Regions from separate parts of the Homo sapiens genome. Here region 2 is linked to region 1. Evidence: read pairs that join two places in POLR2A ChIA-PET (ENCODE). Cell type or tissue: PC-9. All regions are shown on one strand. Links, peaks and the distances in the headings refer to the core of each region. The heading gives the core; the rest is flanking DNA. Region 1 overlaps CDH1 (cadherin 1). Region 2 overlaps TANGO6 (transport and golgi organization 6 homolog).

What was found. ChIA-PET counts read pairs that join two places held together with the same protein. Peaks named below come from ENCODE experiments on the same cell type or tissue, not always from the same donor. Only the 100,000 strongest peaks of a DNase experiment are listed, where the experiment ranks them.
Region 2: POLR2A ChIA-PET joins it to region 1 with 9 read pairs; 2 of 35 experiments call an interaction of 5 or more read pairs at or near these places.

The regions. Positions count from the first base shown.
Region 1 is chr16:68,801,011-68,806,341 of GRCh38, reverse strand. It overlaps CDH1 (cadherin 1), which reads right to left. Exons shown (of 16, transcript NM_004360.5): 3 at 4,449-4,672. Among named protein-coding and RNA genes, the nearest start is that of TANGO6, 40 kb to the left of the region's middle. In PC-9, for the core only: no CTCF peak of the experiment used is centred there; no DNase peak of the experiment used is centred there; H3K27ac peaks cover 1,296 bases.
Region 2 is chr16:68,888,039-68,893,467 of GRCh38, reverse strand. The region is part of intron 7 of TANGO6 (transport and golgi organization 6 homolog); the gene reads right to left. Among named protein-coding and RNA genes, the nearest start is that of TANGO6, 47 kb to the right of the region's middle. In PC-9, for the core only: no CTCF peak of the experiment used is centred there; no DNase peak of the experiment used is centred there.

The DNA of each region.
Region 1 (5,331 bases), core at 300-5,299:
CCTGCCTCTACTAAAAATACAAAAATTAGCCGGGCATGGTGGCACACACGGGGTCCCAACTACTTGGGAGGCTGAGGCGTGAGAATTGCTTGAACCCGGGAGGCAGAGGTTGCAGTGAGCTGAGATCATGCCACTGCACTCCAGCCTGGATGACAGAGAGAGATTCTGTCTCAAAAATAAATAAATAAATAAATAAATAAATAAATAAATAAATAAATATACAAAAATTAGCCAGGCATGGTGGCATGTGCCTGTAATTCAAGCTACTCAGGAGGCTGAGGCAAGAAAATAGCTTGAATCTGGGAGGCAGAAGTTGTAGTGAGCCGAGATTGTGTCACTGCACTCCAACCTGGGAAACAGAGCGAGACTCTGTCTCAAAAACAAAAACAAAAACCAATCCCAGAAAAACCACTGTATCCTAAGCCTTAAAACAGCCACCTTGGCCAGGCCTGGTGGCTCATGCCTGTAATCCCAGCAGGCTTTTTCCTTTGGGAGGCTGAGGCGGGTGGATCACCTGAGGTGAGCTCAAGACCAGCCTGGCCAACATGGTGAAATCCTGTTTCTACTAATAATACAAAAATTAGCTGGGTGTGGTGGTGCACACCTGTAATCCCAGCTACTCAGAAGGCTGAGGCAGAAGAATTGCTTGAACCCAGGAGGTGGAGGTTGCAGTGAGCTGAGATTGTGCCATTGCACTCTAGCCTGGGTGACAAGAGTGAAACTGCATCTCAAAAAAGAAACAAAAACAAACAAACAAAACAACAACAAAAACTGGCCACCTTGCACAGCCATGGTGAGCACATGGGCACTGATGGATGAATGCAAACCCAGTTATCACAATGAAAGGAAAGGAACATGCATGCCTTGCTGACACCAGGACTGTGGAATATTTTCAGAGAATGAATAATGATGAACACTGTGCTGGCAAAACATCACACTAACATTTTCATGTGTTAAATGAAAGGGAGTCATGCCTGAAAACACTGCACGTGGAAGTGATCCCTCAGAAAAATAGGATACCAGGTGGGGCACGGTGGCTCACGCCTATAATCCCAGCACTTTGGGAGGCCAAGGCAGGTGGACTGCTTGAGGTCAGGAGTTCAAGACCAGCCTGGCCAACATGGTAAAACCCCATCTGTACTAAAAACACAAAAGGAAGGGAAATGGAAGAAGAAGAAAAGAAAAGTAAAAAGAAAAGAAAGGAAGGATGCCAGACTGAGAAAACTCACCCAAATAAGATGAAAGGACTAGAGACTAAGATCTATTCTTACACAAATTTAGAGATTTTGAGCCTGCGCAACAAAGTGAAACCCTATCTCTACAAAAAAAAAAAAAAAAAAAAAAATTAGCTGGGCATGGTGGTGCACCCTGTGGTCCCAGCTACATGGAAGATTGAGGCAGGAGGATTGCTTGAGCCTGGGAGGTCAAGGCTGCAGTGAGCTGTGTTCCCACCACTGCACTCCAGCCTGGGTGACAGAGCAAGACTCTGTCTCCAAAAAAAAAAAAAAAAAAAAAAAGATTTTGTTACCTGGATATGTTGTTTTTTAAAAAAGTTAAAAATTAATCAATATATAATGAAAGCGAGGTAAGACTGCCATCTAATTACAGTACCACCTGGTTCCAGAAGGATCCTTTGAACTATAGAGACAAACCAAGGTGAATCTCAAACCAGCTGAGGCATAATCTGCTACCTACCACCCAATATCCACTCTTTGTTTCTGATTAAAAACAAAATAAAAACCTATCTCTCCAATATATATCTCAATTTTGTAATTCTGGAATATACATTCCAGAAATGTATTCATATGAAAGACTACATTCCCTACACTGCATGTGCAGCTAGATGTGGTCATGAGGCTAAATTTTGGCCAGTGTTTCTCAAGTGTTGCTTGTGGAGAATTCCACAAAGGTTTCTTAAAAGGCAGATAGGGCCGGGCGCAGTGGCTCACACCTGTAATCCCAGCACTTTAGGAGGCCGAGGCAGGTGGATCACAAGGTCAGGAGATCGAGACCATCCTGGCTAACACGGTGAAACCCCGTCTCTACTAAAAATACAAAAAATAAGCCAGGCGTGGTGGCGGATGCCTGTAGTCTCAGCTACTCAGGAGGCTGAGGCAGGAGAATGGCATGAATCCGGGAGGTGGAGCTTGCAGTGAGCTGAGATCGCGCCACTGCACTCCAGCCTGGGTGACAGAGCGAGACTCCATCTCAAAAAAAAAAAAAAAAAAAAAAAAAAAAAGGCAGACAGATAACTAAGTAATGAATTTTTATGCTTCTCCTTTCTCCTTCTTATTGCTTAGAATAAAGACATGATTAAAAAAATAAAAAAAGACATGATGACTGGAGCTCCAGCCGCCATCTGGGATCACGAGGTCTCCTTGAGGATGAGGTCATGTGCTGAGGATGGCGGAGCAAAAAGGAAAGGGGGAACCTGGGCTCTTGATGACTATCAAGTCTCCATACTGGGCACAGCTTACCCTAGGGCTTCCTTAACTTGAGGAATAAACCACGACATAAACCACGACAATTGGAGATTTATATAACATGCACTTGAACCCAATCATGATACAGCAGACATGGAGGCAGAAACAAAGTTCAAGAGATGTGGAAGAAAAGTTGAAGACCCAAGCTCAAAACTGTCCCTGCAGCCGGGCTCAGTGGCTCAAACCTATAATCCCAGCACTTTGGGAGGCTGAGGTGGGCAGATCACTTGAGGTCAGGAGTTCGAGACCAGCCTGGCCAACATGATGAAACCCATCTCTACTAAAATCCAAAAATCAGCCAGGCATGGTGATGGGCTCCTGTATTCCCAGCTACTTGAGAGGCTGAGGCAGAAGAATTGTTTGAACCCAGGAGGCAGACGTTGCCGTGAGCCGAAATTGCACCACTGCCCTCCAGCCTGGGAGACAGAGCAAGAATCTGTCTCTAAAAAAATAAAACTGTCTCTGGATCATAAGAGGCTTCCACACACAGCTGCCTGGCAAGGACTCACTGTGCTGAGTTTTTTTCACATGAATGATGGGGACCCTTGGAGACTTTGAGTCAAGGAGCTAAGTTAATATGGTCCTATAGTATTAGATTCCTCATTTTTCTGGTCTAATTACACCAGGGAGAAAAATCAGATCGGGAGGACCATTAAGTTCCAAGAATATCAAGAGTCTTCAGCGAGAAAAGAAGATGCCAATCTTACTGGCCCTGGCACTTACAACATATTCCACACGTCCAAAGCAGTAAGCAGGACACAACCAGAATATCCCCCAGAGAGACATTTCGGTAGGAAGCACCACGGGAGCACTTGAGAAACTGGCTTCGAATAACAACCCCTAGAAACATTCCTGCCAAGAACCCAGGCAGACATCCATCCATCCTTCCATTCATGGCCAATTCATCTGTTTGTCTGTTCCTGGTATGGGCCAGACCTAAGGCCAGGCACTGCAAATACAATGGGGAAGGGTCTTGTGGAGGTTATAGTCTAATGGGGTAAGAGCTGCCCACTGGTTCTTCTCCTTCTTCACCAAGGCTCTTCTTACTGGAAGCACAAAAAGCAAAATGATCAGAGAATCCAGCTCTTGGCCAGGCGCAGTGGCTCACTCCTGTAATTCCAGCACTTTGGGAGGCTGAGGCAGGCAGATCATTTGAGGTCAGGAATTCGAGACCAGCCTGGCCAACATGGTGAAACCCTGCCTCTACTAAAAATACAAAAATTAGCCGGGTATGGTGGCGGGCGCCTGTAATCCCAGCTACTCAGGAGGTGGAGGCAGGAGGATCACTTGAACTGGGGAGGTGGAGGTTGCTGTGAGTCACGCCACTGCACTCCAGCCTGAGCCACAGAGTGAGACTACGTCTTAAAAAAAAAAGAGAGAGAGAGAGAAGAATCCAGCTCTCATTCATTCTTCTTCCCCCAAGAGGGGAGTGGTAAAGACAGCTAACAATGACTAAGTATGCCTTGCGTATTTTTAGCATTTCACATGTATTAATTAATTCCATCCTCACTGTTATCTCCATTTTACAGATAAGGAAGCTCAAGCATAGACAGGTGACGTAATTCCTCCAACATTACCCAAGTAGTAAATAGCACGGCTGAGATTCAGTCCCAGACGGTGTTCAGGCCTTTACCACTCTTCTACACTACCCGATCCCCACACCCCAAAAACTCCAGCAAGAATTATTCAGTTAGGCCAAGAGCCCTCAACTTGGGCTGATTTGTCCCCCCAGGGGCCATGGGCAACATGTGGAGATACTTTGGGTTGTCATAACTGGTGGAAGTGCTACTGGTGTCTAACCAGTTAAGGCCAGGGATGCTTGCTAAACATCCTACACAGTGCACAGGACAACCCCTACAACACAAAATCATCCAGCCCAAAATGTCAACGGTACCAAGGCTGAGAAACCTGGATTAGACAGCGCACTAAAACAACAGCGAACTTCTCAGAAAAATGCCAACATACCTGATGGGGCGGGGGGCGGTGGTGGTGCCCCACTGTATTCAGCGTGACTTTGGTGGAAAACTTTCTGTAGGTGGAGTCCCAGGCGTAGACCAAGAAATGGATCTGTGGGTTATGAAACCGTAGAGGCCTTTTGACTGTAATCACACCATCTGTGCCCACTTTGAATCGGGTGTCGAGGGAAAAATAGGCTGTCCTTTGTCGACCGGTGCAATCTTCAAAATTCACTGCAGGGCAGAAATCACAGAGATTAGGAAATTGGACAGATTAAAGACAAGAGCATTCCTTCTCCAAAGAGCGAACTTGTGGGAAGACTCCCACAAAACCAAACACAACCAAAACAAACCATAATCTGGTGACAGAACAACAAAGCTATCACCATAATGTTCTTCACAACTACAGGATGACTTCCTTGTGCTCTGATTTCTTTCTCATCTTCTTGTCAATTGAAAATATTATCTTGTCTAGAAAGTAACTTCTCGACTGGGCACAGTGTCTCATGCCTGTAACCCCAGCATTTTGGGAGGCCAAGGTGGGCAGATCACTTGAGGTCAGGAGCTTGAGACCAGCCTGGCCAACATGATGAAACCCTGTCTCTACTAAAAATACAAAAAAAAATTAGCCAGGTTTAGTGGCAGGCGCCTGTAATTGCAGCCACTTGGGAGGCTGAGGCAGGAGAATCTCTTGAACCTGTAAGGTGGAGGTTGCAGTGAGCTGAGATTGCGCCACTGCACTCCAGCCTGGGCAACAGAGCGAGACTCCATCTCAAAAAATAAATAAATAAAAGTAACTAAAACTTTAAAAAGTATTAATACTCTAAAACTGGAGAAGCTGTGGTTGAAGCATCTACACTATACATTAGAATCTCAAAGGACTCATTCAAATA
Region 2 (5,429 bases), core at 264-5,263, 87 kb before region 1:
GTGCCTGGCCACTTCATGTATGATTTCTACCTACGATAAAGATGTTCCTAAGAAGCATATCACTGAAAGTTCCCTTTTTTAATGGTATAATGGTTGGGTATGTCTTACACAGAGTTATTTATGAATATTTCCGCTGACCAGTTGTGTGACTTAACACAAATCAGTGGACTTCTCTGTTTCCTTATCTGTGAAACAAGGTTGGATGAATGGTGCTGTAAGGCCTCTTTCGTATCTCATCTATGATTCTCTGACTTGACTGCAAGTTTGCTCATTTCCTTCATTCCCTTTTGGTACCTCAATCATTAAGACGTGAGACTAGTTGAAAAAAATTAACCACCACTCCAACAAAAAATGCAAAACAACTGAAGTTTCAATGTGACCAGATGTAACAAGTTTCTAACTCTTCCTCATATGCTTTCTGTTATGCTATCAGTCCTGAAGTTAGTCCTTTAAAGATGAAATCATGTTCAGTTGAAAGGTTTTCTGGTTACTCTAGGTATTTCCACAACTAGGGATCCCCAAACAAAATACCAAGATATGGGAAAGCTGAAGAAGTGAAGGGAGAGAACTTAAGGTAGCTTTTCAATTGCGTGGTGTGATAAAAGCCTCTCTGGGGTTAAGTGAAAGGATGCCTGGAAGAAAGGCTGAACCTGGCCCGGGTGCAGTGGCTCACATCTGTAATCCCAGCACTTTGGGAGGCCAAGGCGGGCAGATTGCCTGAGGTAAGGAGTTCAAGACCAGCCTGGCAACATGGTGAAACCCTGTCTCTACTAAAAATACAAAAAATTAGCTGGATGTGGTGGTGGGTGCCTATAATCCCAGTTACTCGGGAGGCTCAGGCAGGAGAATCCCTTGAACCCAGGAGGCGGAGGTTGCAGTGAGCCGAGATCATGCTACACCACTGCACTCCAGCCTGGGCAACAGACAGAGACTCCGTCTCAAAAAAAAAAAAAAAAGAAAGACTGAACCTCCACTTACCCGTGGCTTTTCAAATACAAACATGTAGCAAGAGCTGAGGGGCAAAGTCAGAGGCCAATGTGGATCAATGAAAACAGATTAGGCAAGGATACAGACTGGTACCAACAACCCCAGTGGCAGTCTGGGGATTTCCACATTTCTTCCTAATTGCACCTCGGCTTTCTTTCGCAGATCCAGCCAGCTATGATATGAGGCGTCTGTGGTTAAGCCTTACAATTCTTCATCTAAGCTTAGAGGGCTGCTCTGCAATAAGCGATAGGATGATCTTAGCTATGGCCCACACACTACTGTAACTCTTTGTCTACTTGACTAGGAACGCCTTGAAGGCAGCAGTTGGTTTTTAATCATTTCTGTATTTGTGAACCTGGCAAAGTGTCTGGCTTTCAGTAAATACCTGATAAATGTTTCTGTGACTGATTGAATCAAAGAATAAATGAACAAAGTAGGCTGCTATTTTCTCAAAAGCTCTATTTTTGTGGGGAAGTTACAATGCCCTATGCATTTCCTTTCTCTTTCCCTCCCTCCCTCCTCCCTGCCTTCCTTCCTTCCTCTCTCCCTCCCTCCTCCCTGCCTTCCTTCCTTCCTCTCTCCCTCCCTCCTTCCCTCCCTCTTTCCTTTCCCTCCCTCCCTCCCCCTTTCCTTTTCTTTCCCTTTCCCTCCCTCCTCCCCTCCGTCCTTCCCTTCCTTCTTTCCTTTCTTCCTTCCTTCCTTAAGCTGTAGCTACAGGTGATTCCATCAGTGCTAACTAACAGAGCAGAATCATAGAACTTCAGCCATGGAAGGGAGAGCAGACTGAGCAAAGCTGGACTGTACATTGGCTTGTACAGCATCTAACTTCAATATCTGGAGGATGGAATTTTTCTGGAAGGAATGGCTAGAAATTTAAAAGAGAAAGAAAAAAGTGGGTGGAATCAAAATGGTCAAAAACATTAAGAATAAACGTGTTTCTGTTTCAAAGCAAACAAAATAAAACAAAACAGAAAGCAGTTCTCACATGCTCCATTTCTTTCTTTCTTTTTTTTGAATTCTTGAGAGGGAGCCTTGCTCTGTCACCCAGGTTGGAAAGAAGTGGTGCAATCTTGGCTCACTGCAACCTCCGCCTCCCCGGTTCAGGTGATTCTCCTGCCTCATCCACCCGAGTAGCTGGGATTACAGATGCCCATTATGCCCAGCTAATTTCTTTTTTTTTTTTTTTTTGAGATGGAGTTTTGCTCTTGTCACCTAGGCTGGAGTGCAATGGTGCGATCTCGGCCTACTGCAACCTCCGCCTCCCAGGTACAAGCAATTCTCCTGCCTCAGCTTCCTGAGTAGGTGGGATTATAGGTATGAGCCACCACACCCGGCTAATTTTTGTATTTTTAGTAGAGATGGGGTTTCACCACGTTGGCCAGGCTGATCTTGAACTCCTGACCTCAAGCGATCCCCCCACCTCGGCCTCCCAAAGTCTTTTTTTTCTTTTTTTTTTGAGATGGAGTCTCACTCTGTTGCCCCGGTTGGAGTGCACTGGTGCAATCTCGGCTCCCTGCAACCTCCGCCTCCCAAGTTCAAGTAATTCTCCTGCCTCAGCCTCCTGAATAGCTGGGATTAGAGGCACCCACCACCACATCCAGCTAATTTTTTATTTTTTTGGTAGTAGAGATGGGGTTTCGCCATGTTGGCCAGGCTGTTTTTGAACTCCTGACCTCAGGTGATCGAACTGCCTTGGCCTCCCAAAGTGCTGGGATTATAGACATGAGCCACCACGCCTGGCCTAATTTTTGCATTTTTAGTAAAGACAGGGTTTCACCATATTGGCCAGGCTGGTCTTGAACTCCTGACCTCAAGCGATCCGCCCACCTTGGCCTCCCAAAGTGTGCTGGGATTATAGGCGTGAGCCACCACACCCGGCCACATGCCCCATTTCTCATTTCATAGACTTCCATGACATTGCTAAGCATGTCCCTTAGAGACTACTGCAGAGTAGCTGAAAGAGCACAGGGAAGTCAGTAGTCAGGAAACTTGGATATGAATTTTGTTTCTGTCACCTTTGTGACTGCCCCAAATTACACGTTAAATGAGTGAACATGGATAAGACATTTCAGTCGCTCTCAGTCTCCATTTTCTCATTTATAATGTAGGCATCAAGCTTTTGGCATAAGGACCAATTAAGATAATTCATGTTAAAAGATTTTGTGAAATATATACCCCATACAAATGTTAGATTTCTTCCTAAATGTTTTATATGTTTGATGCTATTGTGAATGGAAATATTTTCTTAATTTATGGGCTTCTCTTTTACAGGGATGTACATGTGTGGGAATACAAACATGAGGGGCCTATTCGGAATCAAGCTGACTGAATCCTAACACTGAAATTCAGTACAGGCTGGAACTTGATTTTACACCTCCTAAAGATTAAACTAGTCAAATACAGCCTTCTAAAACATTACAGTGATCTTTCTGATAGTAGTGTTCCAGAACTTCTAATGCACTTGCTGAGTGTAATTAAGACTTGTGAGAGGAAAAAAGAACAAGGCAAGTTACCTAATATAGCAAGTATTTTGCACTGTGCATGCTTTCAGAACATATTGCATAAGATCGTCTTTTTAAAAAACAAGTTTCCCTGAACCAAAAGAGAACTGACAGTTTTTTGAGCACTTATGTGCTACAATATGCCACGAACCCACCAAGTTACCTTATTTCATCCTCACAAATCAAGTGTTAAATAAGTTACCTAAAGTTGCATGGACAGTCAACTTTGGAGCCAGATTCCAACCTAGGTCTGTCTGGCTCAAAGGTGCTACACCATACCAGAGAGTCTGAACCAAAGCATTTAGAAAAGCTAACATTTGCAATTCCCACAGCCTTGAAGATACTTCTTTCGGTCTTTTGCTTGTAATTCAAGGTCACAGTTCAATTACACATGGATGTTTCCAGAAAGAATTATTGCCAGTGCAGGGAACCAAGGTTAGAAAGAGACTAACTTTTCACTATAAAGTTTTTTGTCCTTAAATTTGTACCATGTGCAAATATGATCTTTTTTAAACACAGAAAGGGAGAGTGAAAGGGAAGGAAAGATTGGTTCCTGGACTTGCTCTGCCACTCCCCAGCTGTATGATTTGGAACAAGTCACTTCACAAAATCTTTTGGATTTTATTTTCTTTACTACAAAATGAGTGGTTAATCTGTCAAAACTCATAGACTATACAACTCCAACAGTGAATCCCAATGTAAACTACGGACTTTGGATGATACTGAGGCATTAAGGTGGGCTCATCAATTGTAACAAATATACCAGGCTGTCTGGAGATAGATATATGGGAACTCCCTGTACTTTCCACTTAATTTTTCTGTGAACCTAAAACTGCTCTTAAAAAATAAAGTCTATTGGTGGGCGTGGTGGCTCACGCCTGTAATCCCAGCACTTTGGGAGGCTGAGGCGGGTGGATCACTTGAGGTCAGGAGTTCGAGAACAACCCAGCCAACATAGCGAAGACCTACTTCTGCTAAAAATACAAAAATTAGCCGGGCATGGTGGCACATGCCTGTAATCCCAGGTGTAATCCCAGCTACTCAGAGGCTGAGGCAGGAGAACCACTTGAACCTAGGAGGCAGAGGCTGCAATAAGCTGAGATTGCGCCACTGCACTCCAGCCTGGGCGACAGAGCGAAACTCCGGCTCAAAAAATAATAATAATAAATAAAGTCTATTTAAAAAGTGAGAGGTTACACTTATTTCTGAAGTTCCTTCCAGTTCTAAGATTCTATTATTCTAATTTACTCTGCAAATCTAATTAAAAATTCAGAAAGAGGAGTCAAATATCCAATCTGACAGAATAGCTGTAATTAGAAATTCATTAAGATTAGATGGAGAAAAGACTTGGATAATTAAAGGCAAAATTCCCTGAATCTGGAAACAGAGAGATAAAATGGAAATGAGAATGGAGGAAATAAACTACTTAAGTGCCTCCCAGTTTTTCCTACCCTAACATTTCTTCTGCTTTTAGGAAGAGTGTCAGGCAAGTAATGTGAAGTATACTAAAAGGAAACGTTTTCCCCATTTCAGAATCTAGCCAATCCTCTTACGAGCAAAAAATGTCCAAATAAAAAGGCATTATAACTCTCTTACATTGTCCTACCCAGAACCAGTCTCTGTGCAACCTAGGCCTCCCTTCACCTCTCTAGGCAAAGAATACACTATTAATCCTTCTCATACCAGGGAGGGCAAAGAATTTAAGCATTCTAGGGATTGGGCCCCAGGCATTCAGAGCAGAAGGAGAGAATGGAGAACCACTGGACTAAAAGTGTTTTGAGCCGTGTATCCCCTTTATGTCTCAGATAATTTTACCAGATAGAAGGTACATATATAGAAGTGAGAATCATTTATGCAGATGAAGTACACGTGGCTATGCTAGGTTTTCAATTCAATTCACCTAGCACCTATGAATGCACCTACATGTGGAGAACTTTCCTC